2 separate regions of the Homo sapiens genome follow, and region 2 is linked to region 1. A link is a loop called in an ENCODE intact Hi-C map of the cell type or tissue named here. Cell type or tissue: mammary epithelial cell. All regions are shown on one strand.

Region 1 (8,000 bases):
CTCTCCCTTTAAATTCTCATATTATCTGCACTAGTATATTTAGTCATTTATTTTTTAACCCAATCATTGTTTCAGCATGCATCATTTGTCAAATGCTATGTTTGGTGTTGGAGAGATGATAAAAGGATAAGGCAACCCTGCTTACTACCTGCTAGAGTCTATTTATCTGGTGGGAAAGTCAGGTGTCTAAGCCTAGACTTGAAGGAAGAGTGGGAATTCTCCAGTAATTGGGATGAGGATGGAAAGAACTGTTTTCTGTATGAATAGGAAATGTGGTGAGGCAGGAGGGTTGGATTTGAGAGTGCATAGGATGATTTCACAGAATTCAGTCATTCAGTGTGACTTGGATAAGATATCACAGGTGGAGAGATACACGGCTGAGTATTAGGAGACGAAGCTGGCAGGAGGTGCAGGGCCAGATTGTGAATGGCAGTCTAAGCCTCTCAAAGAGTTTGGGTTTTATGCTTCTCAACACACTTAGGAAAGACAAAGTTTATACTGTATATCACATACAATTGTTAAAATTAAGGATCAGATCATAGAAATGAATCACTTGAAGCCAGATTCTGCAGCCAAATTTGGCTAAAGAAGCAACAGGGTGGAAGAAAGAGAAATGATAGAAAGCATTTAAGAGTGCAATTTGCTTTTCTCACCTGAAGGTGCTGGTGCAAGTTAGGTTTCTGACCTCTCCAACAGGCATCTTGTGCCCTGATCCTCATCACCCATCAATCAAAGAACAGCCCTGCCTATCCTACTTCGTAGTTATGAAGACTGCTACGGTTTTGCTGTGCCCCACCCAAGTCTCATCTTGAATTGTAGTTACCATAATACCCACGTGTCATGGTGGGGGGCCTCGTGGCAAGTGATTAGATTACAGGGCAGTCCCCCCATGCTGTTCTCATGATACTCAGTGAATTCTCATGAGATCTGATGGTTTTATAAGGGGCTTTCCTTCATTTCATCTGCACTTCTCTTTCCTGCTGCTGTGTGAAGAAGGACGTGTTTGCTTCTCCTTCCACCATGATTGTAAGTTTCCTGAGGCCTCCCCAGCCATGTGGAACTGTGAGTCAATTAAACCTCTTTCCTTTATAAATTAGCCAGTCTTGGGTATGTCTTCATAGCAGCATGAGAATGGACTAATACAAAGACCAAATGAACAGTGACTGGGAAAGGACTATGTACTTATTTATCTCCTCTCTCCTTTTAGGTCTCTAGCTTGAGATAGAGATATCACTCTATGGCCCACAAACTAGGAGGTTTTATTCTTCAGAAGCCAAGAGATTCTTTCTCTAACAGAGTTTCCCATGGCCTGGAAGATAACCTATGACTCTCTAACCCAGTAAGCATGGCTGCTGGCCTCTTCTCTGTTCATTCTACTCATGAACCCGATGCTCTGGTCATGTGGAATTCCAAATTTGATATGCTAAAAATGAAGAAACAAAACGAAATGATTCCTTGTATATTCTGTAAGTTGATTCCCCACATCCCCACACAGATACAAGGCAAATGCAAAACACTCAGCTAAGAATTCAGCCATCTCTGCCTTGCACATGTTTCCATTGCCCAGATTTCCTCTTTTGATGGTTGTCCGGAGTTCACCTGTTCTCAGCCCTCCCTCTTCTGGGAAGCCTTTTCTGATTTTGGTGCAGCCATCAGTGAGATCTCTTTTCTTTGTACCCACAGCAATCTACAATTCCAATATTGCTTTAACCTCTACAAACAACCCCTTGAACTCAGAGTGAAAATAGAGTCACATTTGTTGGATGTTTCCAGTTGATCTCTCAGGTCCCCAGATGCTTCATGACTGCATACATCACTCCATCCTATGACTTCATTATTGTACAGTGTTAAATTTTTGGAGTACTCTCTCAACAGAAAAAAAAAACTGTTAAAAATGAACAAGCAGAACAACCATCGCAACAACAATAAACACAACATGAGCTTATGAAATCCCCAACCTCTAAGATAAAGCAAGAGGAGGGGTGTCAGATAAGAGCATTTCTCTCATTGCTTTCAGCTGCCAAATCTGTCCCTTTAGAAACTGCTAATCTCTGCTCTGACAGGCCATACGGCTCATCTTGCCACAAGACCTCACTTGTCCAATTGTCATGCCACCTGCCGTGGTTCTTCAAGGGAGAACATGCTTATATATTCTTAGCTGAGCCAGGCAAAGAGGTCCCCAATGTGGAGTTCTCTATTTGAAAATCCTCATACTCAGCTCTCTCAGGTATGTAGCCAAGTTATCTGCTAGACCCAAGAATTCTGGTCAAGGAAGTGACTACGTCTGCTATATCACCAGCCTAGAATCCCTGTGCCCTTTCCTTCCTGGGAATTGACTTAAGGGGGCAGGCAGATTTTTCATGCACAAAGGATCAGACTGCCCTTCCCTTATATAATGGGGTGACAGTCTCATCCTTCCAAGAGATGTGTCCTTAGTTCCTCAGTTTTCTTTTATGGAACTCTAACCTCAGTGACAAAAGAGTGATTTATCTTTCCAGTAGAGGCTCATCATGGGATTTCAAAATATCTACATGTATGTTCAGATTTGCAAAGTACCCTATTCTCTTTTTCCCCAGTTCTAGGAGAGACTGCTCTTGATGAATCAAAAATGGTTTCCTGGCATGTGTCTTGTTGAGAACAGAAGGAAAAACAAAATTTAATCACTGGCATATATCCCACCACAATCAATTTCACGATTCTATAATGCAATTGCACCATTTCTTGCTAATATGTGCTATTAGACAGCAGATTTGTTGAGAGTGGGAATTACATCTTACCTATAACCATTAAGGCATTACACCTTAATTCTATCCATGCACAGTTTCTAAGCTAGAACCTGCTGCGGAGTTGCACTCTAGTGATTTATTTATTATTTCACTAAAGAAAGAAGACTGAATGAGTGCATGGATCTCCTCCTAGAGTCCTTTCTGGGCACCATGTTCAAAATGAAAAAGGTCTTTTATCTGTGGTCACCAAAATTATATTTCTGAAAAAGATGCTGAAGTTTGTCTTTGATAAGCTCTCTTACATGTAATTACCTATGTTCCTGGCTATCTTTTATAAAGCAGCAATAAACTCAAGATTGTCTAATAACAATACCAGTGGAAGTACTATGTGCAAAGACCCCTTGGGAATCCCAGGATGGAAACACCTTCCATTAAAAAAGGTAACAGTCTCTTCCTTGGCAATACAGGATAATGGTGATATCAGAATATTTCAGAACGTATGTGCCTACTTATCAACAGGTATCAGTGTGAAGACACTGTGTACAGGTTCTGGCTCTAGCTCTGCTGCCAACCTACTAAGCTAGCTTTGATAAGTCTTTGTCCATCTCTGGGGCTCAGTTTCATTTTCTCCAAAAAGCAGTGGAAGGAATGTATTATCTCCGTGATCACTTGGAAAACCACATCCCTGCTTATTAATCTCCTGGAAGCTCCTATGGATTACGTACCTAAAATCAGACATGCTGGTCTAGCTCACAGGCCCTTTCCCTCAACACTGACCCTCATCTGACTGGTGGGCCAGCCAAGACTTAATATTTACCATTATGTTGTGTCCAAAGAGAACTGCTGTGATCTGGTAGTGGGGATTTGGAGTTTTCAAAATCCTGAACAGTGGCTCTTTACTGCTCCCTGGTGGTATAAGTGGGCTTCTGATGATGTCCAAAGAAAACGTTTTCTCTCTGAGATGTAGACTCCGCTCTTATCTTTTGGAAGGCTTAATGAGCCAAATATGTAACATGCCAGCACAATGCCTGCTACCAAGTAGCTGCTGAATAATGCATATTTATTTGTCCCTTCCAAAGGAAATTGGCTACAGATAGTTATGTTTTGAAGATTCTTTAAAAATATTACCATTATAGAGTAGGAATTTAGAGCATACAATAATAATGATAATGATAATAAATAATAATAGCAGTAAATCATGGGTATTTATTATATAACACCAAAAAAACTAAAAGTAATCAAGCAAAAGAGGGGTATACAAACTCTGAAAAAAATGAAAATTTATGTATTTGCTCATTCTTTTATTTATAATTTGTGAAGATGATAGGAATAAGGGGAGTCTAACACTTATTAGAGTCTATATTTTTCCATGTTTTCCATGTTGATATTTAACACCTAGAAAAATCTAATCATGCAGAAGTGAATAGCCTCATTCTACATAGGAGGGAACTGCGGCTCAGGGAGACAAATAGCGTGCTGAACGTTCCAAGAGCAATGTGTGGCCAGCATCTATAATTTAATCCAAGTATGCCTTGCCCCAGACCTTTGCTGTTTCTAACATATCATCCAGCTTTCTGGGGGCTTTAAAATCACTTCATCGTCTACCCCTTGAAAAGACGGAGAAACAATGACTCAGAGAGAGATGCTCTTTCTCCAGTGGTATGCTGGTAAATGTTTACCAACCAAGTCAGGGTGGTGGTGGGCAGGGACCAATCTATGGTATTTGCTGATTTCTCTGTTTAAAAAATACTCTCATCATGATCTATTTTATTGAATGTGGAGTTGGAAAGTAACGGGCTCTCGTGTGCTGGCAGCACATGACTGCTCCTAAATTTTACAGTGACAGCTTACAAATATTTATTGAGTATCAACATATTCCAGACTGATGTGAACAAGAACTCAAGTGTCTGGGCCAACTCCAGCTCCCTTCTGCTTTCTGGCTCTGGACAATAGAATCTGAGATGTCATTCTGCTACAACCTCACCAATTGGCCATTTTAGCCTCTGATTCTGCCCTTTTCCTATGACTCTGACTTCATGATATGAGAATATTTAGTATCAAGGTGAGGTGGCAAGACATTCATAGAGACTTAAATGAGTCACTGTCTGCCTATAGTAATGCCCCTTAGTATGGGAAAGAGATGCCCCTCTCATGGTGTGGTACCAATCAGCATCAGGATCTCTGCAATATGCTTATGCCAGTGGACTCTATGCTTCATGAAGGCAGAATATCTATCTTTTTATATACAGTTGCATTTCTAGAGCATAGAAAGATGGACTGATCCACTGTAGGTACATAATAAATAATTGTTGATGGCCAGGATATTAGAATTTCACTGTTTATATAAATTGCTTATTATTCTATGATTTTGGAAAGGACATTTAAAACCTCTGGAAGTCAGTTTCTCTATCATTGAAATGAAGAAAATACTAGCTACTATGAAAGTTTTTATAGGATTAAAATACTGTACATCAAGTTCTAGGTACATAGTAGAAAATAAACAAAGAAAATTATTCTTTTCCTTCTCCTCCTTCTCCTCCTCCTCCTCTTTCTCTTCCTCCTCCTTCTCCTTCTCTTCCTCTTCTTCCTCCTTCTCCTCTTCTTCTTTCCCACTACTTTTTGTTTTTATTATTATTGTCACTATTATTATTACTATTATTATTTAATTATTTTTTATTTTCAAGAATGCCATAATATAAACCAGGCTTATGAGACAGGTAGATTCTGATCACAACACCTTATATATATTTGGCAGACATATTTACATCATGCATCTCAGCCAATACTCATAACTTCCCTCTCTTAAATAGGTATCAGGTAGTTCATTTTATAGGTGAAGAATGAGGTCTGCACAATTAGTACCTCCTGGGATTTTTGCACAAACAAAAAGCTTCTCTGCTTGGATAACTCTTCTGTGGTGTGCTTTAAAGCTAAGCTTGTTTGTTCTACTATATTCAAAGGCTACTTCCTCTACCTGAGGCAGAGTTTGCTGTTTCTCTCTTTGTGCTCCTGTTGCATGGGATAACTTTATCTACCATTGTAGCTTTTACTTGTCATTTATTGTTCCTTTTATTAAAAGCCTATTTCTTGACAACCTCCTGGCTGTCAGAAATTTTGCTCAGGCTTTAGGAATGTAGTGAGTAGCAAAACAGATAAAACTTTCTGACCCAACAGAGCAAAGATGTCATGAGACATAGACGTTAATCAAATAGCCATAAATACACTCTATATGAAATAAACAGGCAGCTGGAATTGAGAGAGCGAAAGGTAGCTTGAGATTAGACTGAGTTTTTTAAGCAAGGGCAACATTATCCATAATTGTCCTACTAAGGATTTCAGGTTTTTATCCTAAGAATAATAGGAATCTTCAAAATAGTTTAAACAGAAGAGTGACTTGATCAGAATTTAATTTTAAAATACTACTGTCTTTCTTTTATAGAGAATACAGCTATTTTCCACACTACTTAAAGACACAGACCATGTTCAGTATTCCTGTAGCATCTAGCAAAATAGTTGGCATATAGTTGGCACCTAGGATTGTTGTTAAAATAGTAAATGAAATACAGCAATAGCTGAGATTTATATATATTTATAAATTATGTAATAATTTTTATTTATAAATCATGTAATAATTTTTATTATACTTTAAGTTTTAGGGTACATGTACACATTGTGCAGGTTAGTTACATATGTATACATGTGCCATGTTGGTGCGCTGCACCCACTAACTCGTCATCTAGCATTAGGTATATCTCCCAATGCTATCCTCCCCCCTCCCCCCACCCCACAACAGTCCCCAGAGTGTGATATTCCCCTTCCTGTGTCCATGGATCTCATTGTTCAATTCCCACCTATGAGTGAGAATATGCGGTGTTTGGTTTTTTGTTCTTGCGATAGTTTACTGAGAATGATGATTTCCAATTTCATCCATGTCCCTACAAAGGACATGAACTCATCATTTTTTATGGCTGCATAGTATTCCATGGTGTATATGTGCCACATTTTCTTAATCCAGTCTATCATTGTTGGACATTTGGGTTGGTTCCAAGTCTTTGCTATTGTGAATAATGCCACAATAAACATACGTGTGCATGTGTCTTTATAGCAGCATGATTTATAGTCCTTTGGGTATAGACCCAGTAATGGGATGGCTGGGTCAAATGGTATTTCTAGTTCTAGATCCCTGAGGAATCGCCACACTGACTTCCACAATGGTTGAACTAGTTTACAGTCCCACCAACAGTGTAAAAGTGTTCCTATTTCTCCACATCCTCTCCAGCACCTGTTGTTTCCTGACTTTTTAATGATTGCCATTCTAACTGGTGTGAGATGGTATCTCATTGTGGTTTTGATTTGCATTTCTCTGATGGCCAGTGATGATGAACATTTTTTCATGTGTTTTTTGGCTGCATAAATGTCTTCTTTTGAGAAGTGTGTGTTCATGTCCTTCGCCCACTTTTTGATGGAACCAAAAAAGAGCCCGCATCACCAAGTCAATCCTAAGCCAAAAGAACAAAGCTGGAGGCATCACACTACCTGACTTCAAACTATACCACAAGGCTACAGTAACCAAAACAGCATGGTACTGGTACCAAAACAGAGATATAGAACAATGGAACAGAACAGAGCCTTCAGAAATAACGCCGCATATCTACAACTATCTGATCTTTGACAAACCTGAGAAAAACAAGCAATGGGGAAAGGATTCCCTATTTAATAAATGGTGCTGGGAAAACTGGCTAGCCATATGGAGAAAGCTGAAACTGGATCCCTTCCTTACACCTTATACAAAAATCAATTCAAGATGGATTAAAGACTTAAACGTTAGACCTTAAACCATAAAAACCCTAGAAGAAAACCTAGGCATTACCATTCAGGACATAGGCATGGGCAAGGACTTCATGTCCAAAACACCAAAAGCAATGGCAAAAAGACAAAATTGACAAATGGGATCTAATTAAACTAAAGAGCTTCTGCACAGCAAAAGAAACTACCATCAGAGTGAACAGGCAACCTACAAAATGGGAGAAAATTTTCGCAACCTACTCATCTGACAAAGGGCTAATATCCAGAATCTACAATGAACTCAGACAAATTTACAAGTAATAATTTTTATATATAAATTATGTAATCATTTATATATAAATCATGTAATCATTTTTATATATAAATTATGTAATAATTTATCATCTTGTCAGTGATCTACTCAAGTAGCCACTGTTATGCCAGTTGAGAGTTGAGAAGACTAAAATCCTGAAGGATGGTGTTAATTGG
Region 2 (8,000 bases), 840 kb before region 1:
TGGATTTATTTCATTTTCCTATAATTTATAAAGAAATAGAAATTTATACAGGCAGTTAGATCTTTTGTTTTGGAGATACACCATTTAGCAAATATCCTTGCCATTAATCTGCTTCGTATTCTGCTACTTGCTTTAGTTTCAGTTGTCTTCATCCACTTATAAAAATGCTTGCCTCACGGGGTTTGGCTTTGTTCCAGACTGCCTTGTGTATGTTGAATGTAGAAGGATGCACTTCATAAGAAAGGAATGGAAGCATAGCTCTGACAAGCCCCCACCATGAGTCAGCCCTGAGTGTCTGGAGTTTTACTGGAGTGGTAATTGATTTGTCTAGAAGAAATTGCTAAAACCTGGACTTGGGTCCCTCTAAACCTTTGTCAGCATGTGTTCTGTCTTGGTAAATCATAAAAGAAGGTCACTTTTTTTTTTTAGCTTATATTCGGGAGTCAGTAATTTTCAGGTTTTTGATCATGTGGCCTCTTTTAGGCTCTGCTTGGTCAAGAAATTCAAGACACTGCACAAGTAGAAACTGTTTATCAATTGTAGCGTGCTCTTTCCTGCTTGTCGTGGTCTCATCTGCATTAAGGTTGTTGCCTCTTCCTGGAAAAACTCCGTATATATACTCTCACTATAGGTACTCTCATGTATTTGTCTTAATAAATGGCAAAAGTTCACTAGATGACTTAGGATTACTGTAGCCATGATGACAAAGTTTTGATGTCAAAAATCAGATTTAAGAGGAGCTCTAGAGAAGAGAGAAGACAAAAATGCCAAACATAAATAGAAGGCTTCTTTGTCTGGAATGCTATGGCCTCAGGAAGAAAAAGATAAAAAAGACCTTACTCTTACTCAAACCTTCTGACACCTGTTTTCTTTGCTTCTGTCTTTCTCTCTCCACCCAACTTGATCTTTACTACCCACGTATACTCCTCTTACTCCTTCCCCTGGCTGCCCAAATAAACTTTTTCAGGGAGCATTTTTCTAGAGAAGAACAATCACATTGCACAACACCCACCTAAAACTTCTGCACTGAAGGTAGATCAAGAGAGGCCGAATTTAAACTCTGAGTAAGAGTTGAGTTGGGTAAAAATAGAATCTTCCCAAATTTCAGAACAAAAGAAAGTTTGTTTTGTATATCCTGTGTAATTCAGGATTCTGTTCGTTACTTATTGTCTTGGACTATCATATTTGTACCAATTAGTTCATTTCGTTGTTGACCTTTAGGCCAGGCACAGTGGCTCACACCTGTAATCCCAGCACTTTGGGAGGCTGAGACAGGAAGATTGCTTGAGTTTTGGAGTTTGAGACCAGCCTGGACAACATACCTCATCTCTACTAAAAATTAAAATTTAGCTGGGCATGGTGGTGTGCACTTGCACTTCCAGTTACTCAGAGGCTGAGGAGAGAGTATTGCTTGAATTTGAGAAATCAAGACTTCAGTGAGCTATAATCATGCCACTGCACTCCAGCCCAGGCAACAGGAGATCCTGACTCAAAAAAAAAAAAAAAAAAAAATTGTTGACCTTCAACAATGGGGAAAATGTTTAAGAGTAGCAGGATGAAAAAGGTCAGAAGATTCAAATAACCTATCTATGCATAATATTTTTAAGCATGGACTTGAGAGGGTAAGAAAAATAGGAAGTATGCCACATGAAACTATTTTAAAAGATTTTCTCTTAAGGGTGGATAGGGCAAAGATTCAAGAATAACAAACAAAATGATGAATCAATAGGTGACTTAATAGACTTCAGGACACTTTCAAAGGACATTCTGGGGCAAACAAAAAGTGTAAGTAAAAGGAGCCCTTTCTTTATGCAAAAGCTCATATCTAAAATAGAGGATTTAGAAAAAATCAATTGGAATGGGAAATTCCATTAGTGTAGATATCTTGATCATTTTCCAAGAGTCCTAAAATGTTAACTAGAAATCGAGATAATCTTTTGACCTACTAGATAAAACAACTGGCCCCTGAAATAAAGACAGGACCCAAATCTCCTCTGTTCTTTAAGAATTTGGAGTCTGTGGAGAACACTTGCACTTACTGTATGCAGAAAGGCCATTAGAAGAACTAATGTTCCATGTCAGAAGGACAGCTGTCCATATCTGTCTACTGAGTCTTTCTGAGGAGAACTTTGCACTTAACATTTTCCTATTTTGCCTCTAAACTCCCAAAGGGCATTGTCTATAAATATAAATGAACAGCTATACTGCTTGCTTGTTGATATGGTTTGTTTCTTATGTGGAGATCAGACTCTTCTATTCCAACTATAATTAAGACTAATTGTTCTGCATGATGAATACTTAGACCATTCCAGTGCATGATTCTCCAGCACCCACGGTGGACTATGTCTTCTTACACAGAGTCTGAAGGGATGAAACCCTTCTTGGGGGTTTAACTACTAGTAGATGAAACAGACTTCTGAGGATTCTGAGTTGAACAATTTAAAGTGCCTTTTTTCCCCTCACCTTGACTGACACAGCAAATCATGTAGCCCACACCCTAGGGTACACCTGACCAATTTAAAATCCTTAGTTTGAGTAATTATGGATCACAGAAACCTTCGGGTTTTATTTTAGCTAATTAGGGGAGTCTGCACCATTGCTAACACTCCCGTTGTGCCTGGATTAATATCACAGGTGAGGTTAATCTATAGCTAAGCCCAAAGAAAAAGCAGCCTGGCTATCTAAGGTAGATGGTCATGCCAGGGAAATCATGGGGCATGACTCCAGAGAGGCTTTCAGATCTTTTTGAAAATACTTTTAATTGTCATTGTCCCTTTTTTTTTTTTTTTTTTTTTTTGAGATGGAGTTTTGCTCTTGTTGCCAGGGTTGGAGTGCAATGGTGCGATCTCGGGTCACTGCAACCTCCGCCTCCTGGGTTCAAGCGATTCTCCTGCCTCAGCCTCCCGAGTAGCTGGGATTACAGGCATGCACCACCACGCATGGCTAATTTTAGTTTTTAGTAGAGATGGGGTTTCCCCATGTTGGGTCAGGCTGGTCTCGAACTCCTGACCTCAGGTGATCTGCCAGCCTTGGCCTCCCAACGTGCTGGGATTACAGGCGTGAGCCACTGTGCCTGGCCTTAATTATCATTGTCTTGCATCATTCAGGTTCTGTTGTCCAGAGAGCTGAATGCTTTTATGTAGCCTCTGGTTTGACAAATGGTGAAACAAATGATTCAAAGAAAAAATGAGAAGAAATGAGGCAGACTGATACTCAAAATGAAAACCAGATCTCTGTACATGGAAAAATGGAACTGTGTTTTCAAGAAAAGCCAATGACAGTGGTGAAGATCTGGACAATCTTGGAGGGTCTTTCCTGCACCTTTAGTTGAGGGAGACCAGAAGGCAGATAATGAGAATTAAAAAGAGAAGCTCCCACATTCCTAGGTGACGATGGATTGCCCTGTAACCACGGTAACAACGAATCCCCAGAACCTGTGTGACACTCATTTAATCTATTAATGAAACTCCCTTGGTAACCATTCTAACAGACACATGCCAGTAGGTACATTTCATAGCTAAAGGTCTACCATTCCTAAACACTGCTGCCTCTGAAACACCACCAGTCCACGAACTCAACACCTCCCAAAGCCCCTTATGCATCAGCCATGAGCTTTGTTCAGAGACTTTGCCATACAAGCACAGTTCTCCCTTGTTTAACCAGAAATAAATTCAGTTTTTGTTTCATGTAGTGAATGCAGGCATCTTCCACCAAAGCAGCTTATGGATATACAAGAAAATGTAGTTATTCAAATTCTCTTTTTCTCTCTTTTTAATGCAAATGATAGCTTACTATACACCACGTTTTGCACCTTGATTTTTTTCAATTAAAAATAAACCGTGGAGATCGTCCGTATTATCAGCAGCGATCTGAAGCGCAGGTTTGTTGACACCCCGTGCTGATGCTCTCTCCACATCTTTACTAGAAAATTTTGCAAGAAAGAGGGTAGTAGAACCACTTTCTCCTCTAAGTGTTGACAGCAGAGAGCTTTGAGTTTTTGAACCCTCTTCAAGAAATGAAAAGGCTCTTAGGGAGAGCAGTGTATCAGTTACAAGCACATTCTCTGGGGGTATAATTCTTGGAGATCTACTGTTAGCTAGGAAATTTAGAATTTATGACCTCTTTGAATCTCTGTTTTCTGACCTGTAAAATGGGGATGAGAATAATAGTATCTACAATAGAAGGTAGTTCTGAGGATTAAATAATGATGGAAAGTGCTTAGCACAGCTTTCTGGTGTGTCGTAAAGGCTTAATAAATACAGATGAAGGTTCTGATGCTGATGAATATGTAGGGAGATGCCTAGGGGATGTGTGGCACTTCTTGCACTACCAGTGACCCCCTCTAGAGGGAAGCAGAAACCAAAGAAGAGGGCCCTTGGGTTGTCCCCAGTGGGTATGAACTTCAGGTCTCTAGTGACCCCATTGCACTTTGATCAGAAGAAAGATGAATGAGGTCAAACAGGAAGGCTTCTGGCGCTGCGGGCGGGGGTGGGGGAGGTCATTCAGCACAGGTGGAGACTGGGACCCAGAGAGAGAGAGAAACAGTGAGGTTAGAGCAAATGAAGGATGGGGATTGCTTCTTGGAGCAAAATGAATAGGTGTCCAGGAGTGGTGGGGACATTGTGCCTTTTAGTACAGAAAAATTATCACCTCCCGCCCTTTGGTTTAAACTGTGAGCCCCACTCACCTGCAGCTGGCAGAGTAGACAGAAGGCTGTCTGTGATGTCACAGAGCTGGGGAACCAGGGAATGTTGGGGCTGGGATGTTTGGACTGGACCACAACAGCGAGGAGGAGGGAGAAGTTCTGCTGAGCACGATGCCATGCTGGCCACCAGACTGTATACTGGGGCACAAGTCCTGGGGCCTCAGGAAGCACCTAGAGGATGGCCAGAAGGGGGCAGTACAACACTGGATGCTGTAGATCTGGGTGCCATTCTGTCTCTGTCCGCCCACTGGGTAGTAACCTTAGGCAAAGTGACTTCACGCTCAGGTTCTCCCTCTGCAATATGGGAATAATAATAATTTTTTTTTCTTTTTTGAGACAGAATCTCACTCTGTCACCCAGGCTGGAGCACAGTGGTGCAATCTTGGCTCACTGCAGCCTCCGCTTCCCAGGTTCAAGCGATTCTCATGCCTCAGCCTCCCAAATAGCTGGGGCTACAGGCATGCACCATCACGTCCGGCTAATTTTTGTATTTTTAGTAGAGACAGGGTTTCACCATGTTGGCCATGCTGGTCTCGAACTCCTGACTTCAAGTGACCCCCCCCCCCCCACCCCACCACCTTGACCTCCCAAAGTGCTGGGATTATAGGTGTGGCCTTCGCCTGGCCAGGAATAATAATAATTATATGTCCTGTTTGCATTTTTAAGTATTAAATGAAATCAGGTAAACATTTAACATGGTATCTAGATGTAGTAAGCACTTTAAGAAAGGGTAGTTATTAATAACATATGCAAAAATGAAGTGACATTTTCTTCCCTATTTATTTTTCAGAAAAGAAGGAATCACTTTGTATTGGAGTCCTGACAAAATCTCTCAGCTTATGGGGCACTCTTTCCATTCCTTTATTTAGGACAACCAAGTACTATTCATATATGGGGAAGCCACATTGGATTAACATGTTCTCAATCAGTGCTATCATTTGATGCACAGAGAGGTCACTGGATACAATAGAAACAGAAGAAAGCAAAGGAATTCAGCACAGCTGTGGGGTCATTCATGTGGTTGGGGCGGGTGATGTGACTCCACAGCTGTGCTGAATTCCTTTAATAAATATTTGATGGTGAGTTAAACAGCCTTTGAAAGCTCACAGGTAAAGCCACATTCTTTTTTTTTTTAAATTATACTTTAAGTTCTAGGGTACATGTGCACAATGTGCGGGTTTGTTACATACGTATATATGTGCCATGTAGGTGTGCTGCACCCATTAACTCATCATTTACATTTGTTATATCTCCTAATGCTATCCCTCCCCTCTTCCCCCCACCCCACGACAGGCCCCGGTGTGTGATGTTCCCCGCCCTGTGTCCGATGTTGCCCGCCCTGTGTCCAAGTGTTCTCATTGTTCAATTCTCACCTATGAGTGAGAACATGCGGTGTTTGGTTTTCTGTCCCTGCGATAGTTTGCTCAGAATGATTAAAGCCACACTCTTAAATGGTAATTGAAGGTTCTCCATTTTGGCTGCAAGTGAGATTCACTTGAAGTGTTTTTAAAACAAAGAATACCTGGGGCCTAACCCCAGATAAATTATAATTTTGGTAGGGTGTGGAAACTGGGTAGCAGTATGTTTACAAAAATTTCCAGGTGATTCTTGAGTATAATCAAGAACTGCTGAATTCCATTGTGCAGGTCATTATATACAGGTAAGCGGTGGTTCTCAGATCAGGCTGTATATTAGAATCATGGGAGGAGCTTTAGAAAATGCCACTCCTAGCACCTGCTCCCAGTCAGTAAAATCACTATTTTGGGGGCAAGGGCCCAGGTGTCGATAGATTTTACAGCTCCCCAGTTGATTTTAATTCGCAGCCAGCATTAAGAACTACTGATTTATAGAGGTTTTTTTTTAATCATAAATTTCATTGATGTGATACAAATGGATCCTTTTTAGCTTGGGATGAGCTTTTCAGGAACAGCATTATTTATATACAGATTCAAAAGCATTATTTAAAAAATAACTTAGAAATGAAGATAATATATTCTGAAAACCTGTGCTAGATGAGGTTAAAGATGTGTATGAAGCATTTGAATGAAATTGTTTCAGAAAATGAAAGATTGAGGATAGTGATATAGTTTGGCTGTGTCCCTACCCAAATCTCCTCTGGATTTGTAATCAAAATTGTAATCCTCACGTCGGGGGAGGGACCTTGTGGGAGGTCATTGACTCATGGGGGTGGTTTCCCCCATTCTGTTCTCCTGATAGTGAGTGAGTTCTCACGAGATCTGATGGTTTTATACGTGGCAGTTGCTCCCGCTCTCTTCTCTTTCACCTGCTGCCATGTAAGATGCGACTGCTTCCCCTTCTGCCATGATTGTAAGTTTCCTGAGGCCTCCCAAGTCATGCAGAACTGTGAGTCAATTAAACCTCTTTTCTTTATAAATTACCTGGTCGTGGGTATTTCTTTATAGCAGTGTAAAAACAGACTAATATGGATAGCAACACAGGTATTTCCAAATTAATGTATTTTATATAATATGCTCTGGCAAACACATATCAGGTACTGACTACTTATAAGTTGATGCTTGATTATTTCACCCATAGCACTAAATGTGTATATATTCAAATTGGAGAAAATACTTAAAATCTTTGCATAAAGAAACTGCCTTCTGTTTGGGGTGGTTTACCATTCAAGCATGTATGGTGTGATTACTTTCTTCTCTTTGGGTCTGGGAGGGGAGATGGGCCAACAGGCTTCTGTATTAATTTCTGGTTCAGGTAGGGAATAATGAAATCTTGACCTGATGCACTGGGCTAAGACAAATGGGTGGATTTTTACTCTGGTGATTTCACAGTGGGTAAGTTCTGGGGTCCGAGTACCTGGGTGGGACGCTTGCCTTCCTAACTTAATGCATGACCTGGGCCATAGCCATTAACCCCTCTAATTCTCAGTTTCCTTAACTTTAAAATAGAAATAATAATAGAGTTGGTGTGAGGAGTAAATTAGACCAGCCATGGAAAGCTGTAAATGTAGTGCCTGCTAGAGAGGCAGCACTCAATAAATTTTCCTTATTATTATCTGGTGTTGAGAGTGAAGGATTAGCTTTCACACCTGTGGATGTGAAATCAGGGAATTCAATTTAGGTTTTCAAAAGTTTTATTTTGTTTATTTTTATTTTTATTATTTATTTATTTATTTGAGACAGATTCCCGCTCAGTCGCCCAGGCTGGAGTGCAGTGACTCTATCTCCGCTCACTGCAAGCTCTGCCTCCTGGGTTAACGCTGTTCTCCTGCCTCAGCCTCCCGAGTGGCTGGGACTACAGGCGCCCGCCATCACGCCCA

The links. Peaks named below come from ENCODE experiments on the same cell type or tissue, not always from the same donor. Only the 100,000 strongest peaks of a DNase experiment are listed, where the experiment ranks them.
Region 2: it touches region 1 in a loop (20-fold over the local background); 27 of 110 quality-filtered maps call a loop at or near these places.

What each region holds. Positions count from the first base shown.
Region 1 is chr9:115,521,030-115,529,029 of GRCh38, forward strand. No RefSeq gene overlaps it. Among named protein-coding and RNA genes, the nearest start is that of DELEC1, 380 kb to the left of the region's middle. In mammary epithelial cell, a CTCF peak has its summit at 3,628 (motif pointing left); a DNase peak (open chromatin) is centred at 3,632.
Region 2 is chr9:114,677,348-114,685,347 of GRCh38, forward strand. TEX48 (testis expressed 48) reads right to left here and starts at 4,845. Exons shown (of 5, transcript NM_001199233.2): 1 at 4,688-4,845. In mammary epithelial cell, CTCF peaks have their summits at 4,339 (motif pointing right) and 4,889 (motif pointing right); DNase peaks (open chromatin) are centred at 224 and 4,904; H3K27ac peaks cover 1,446 bases.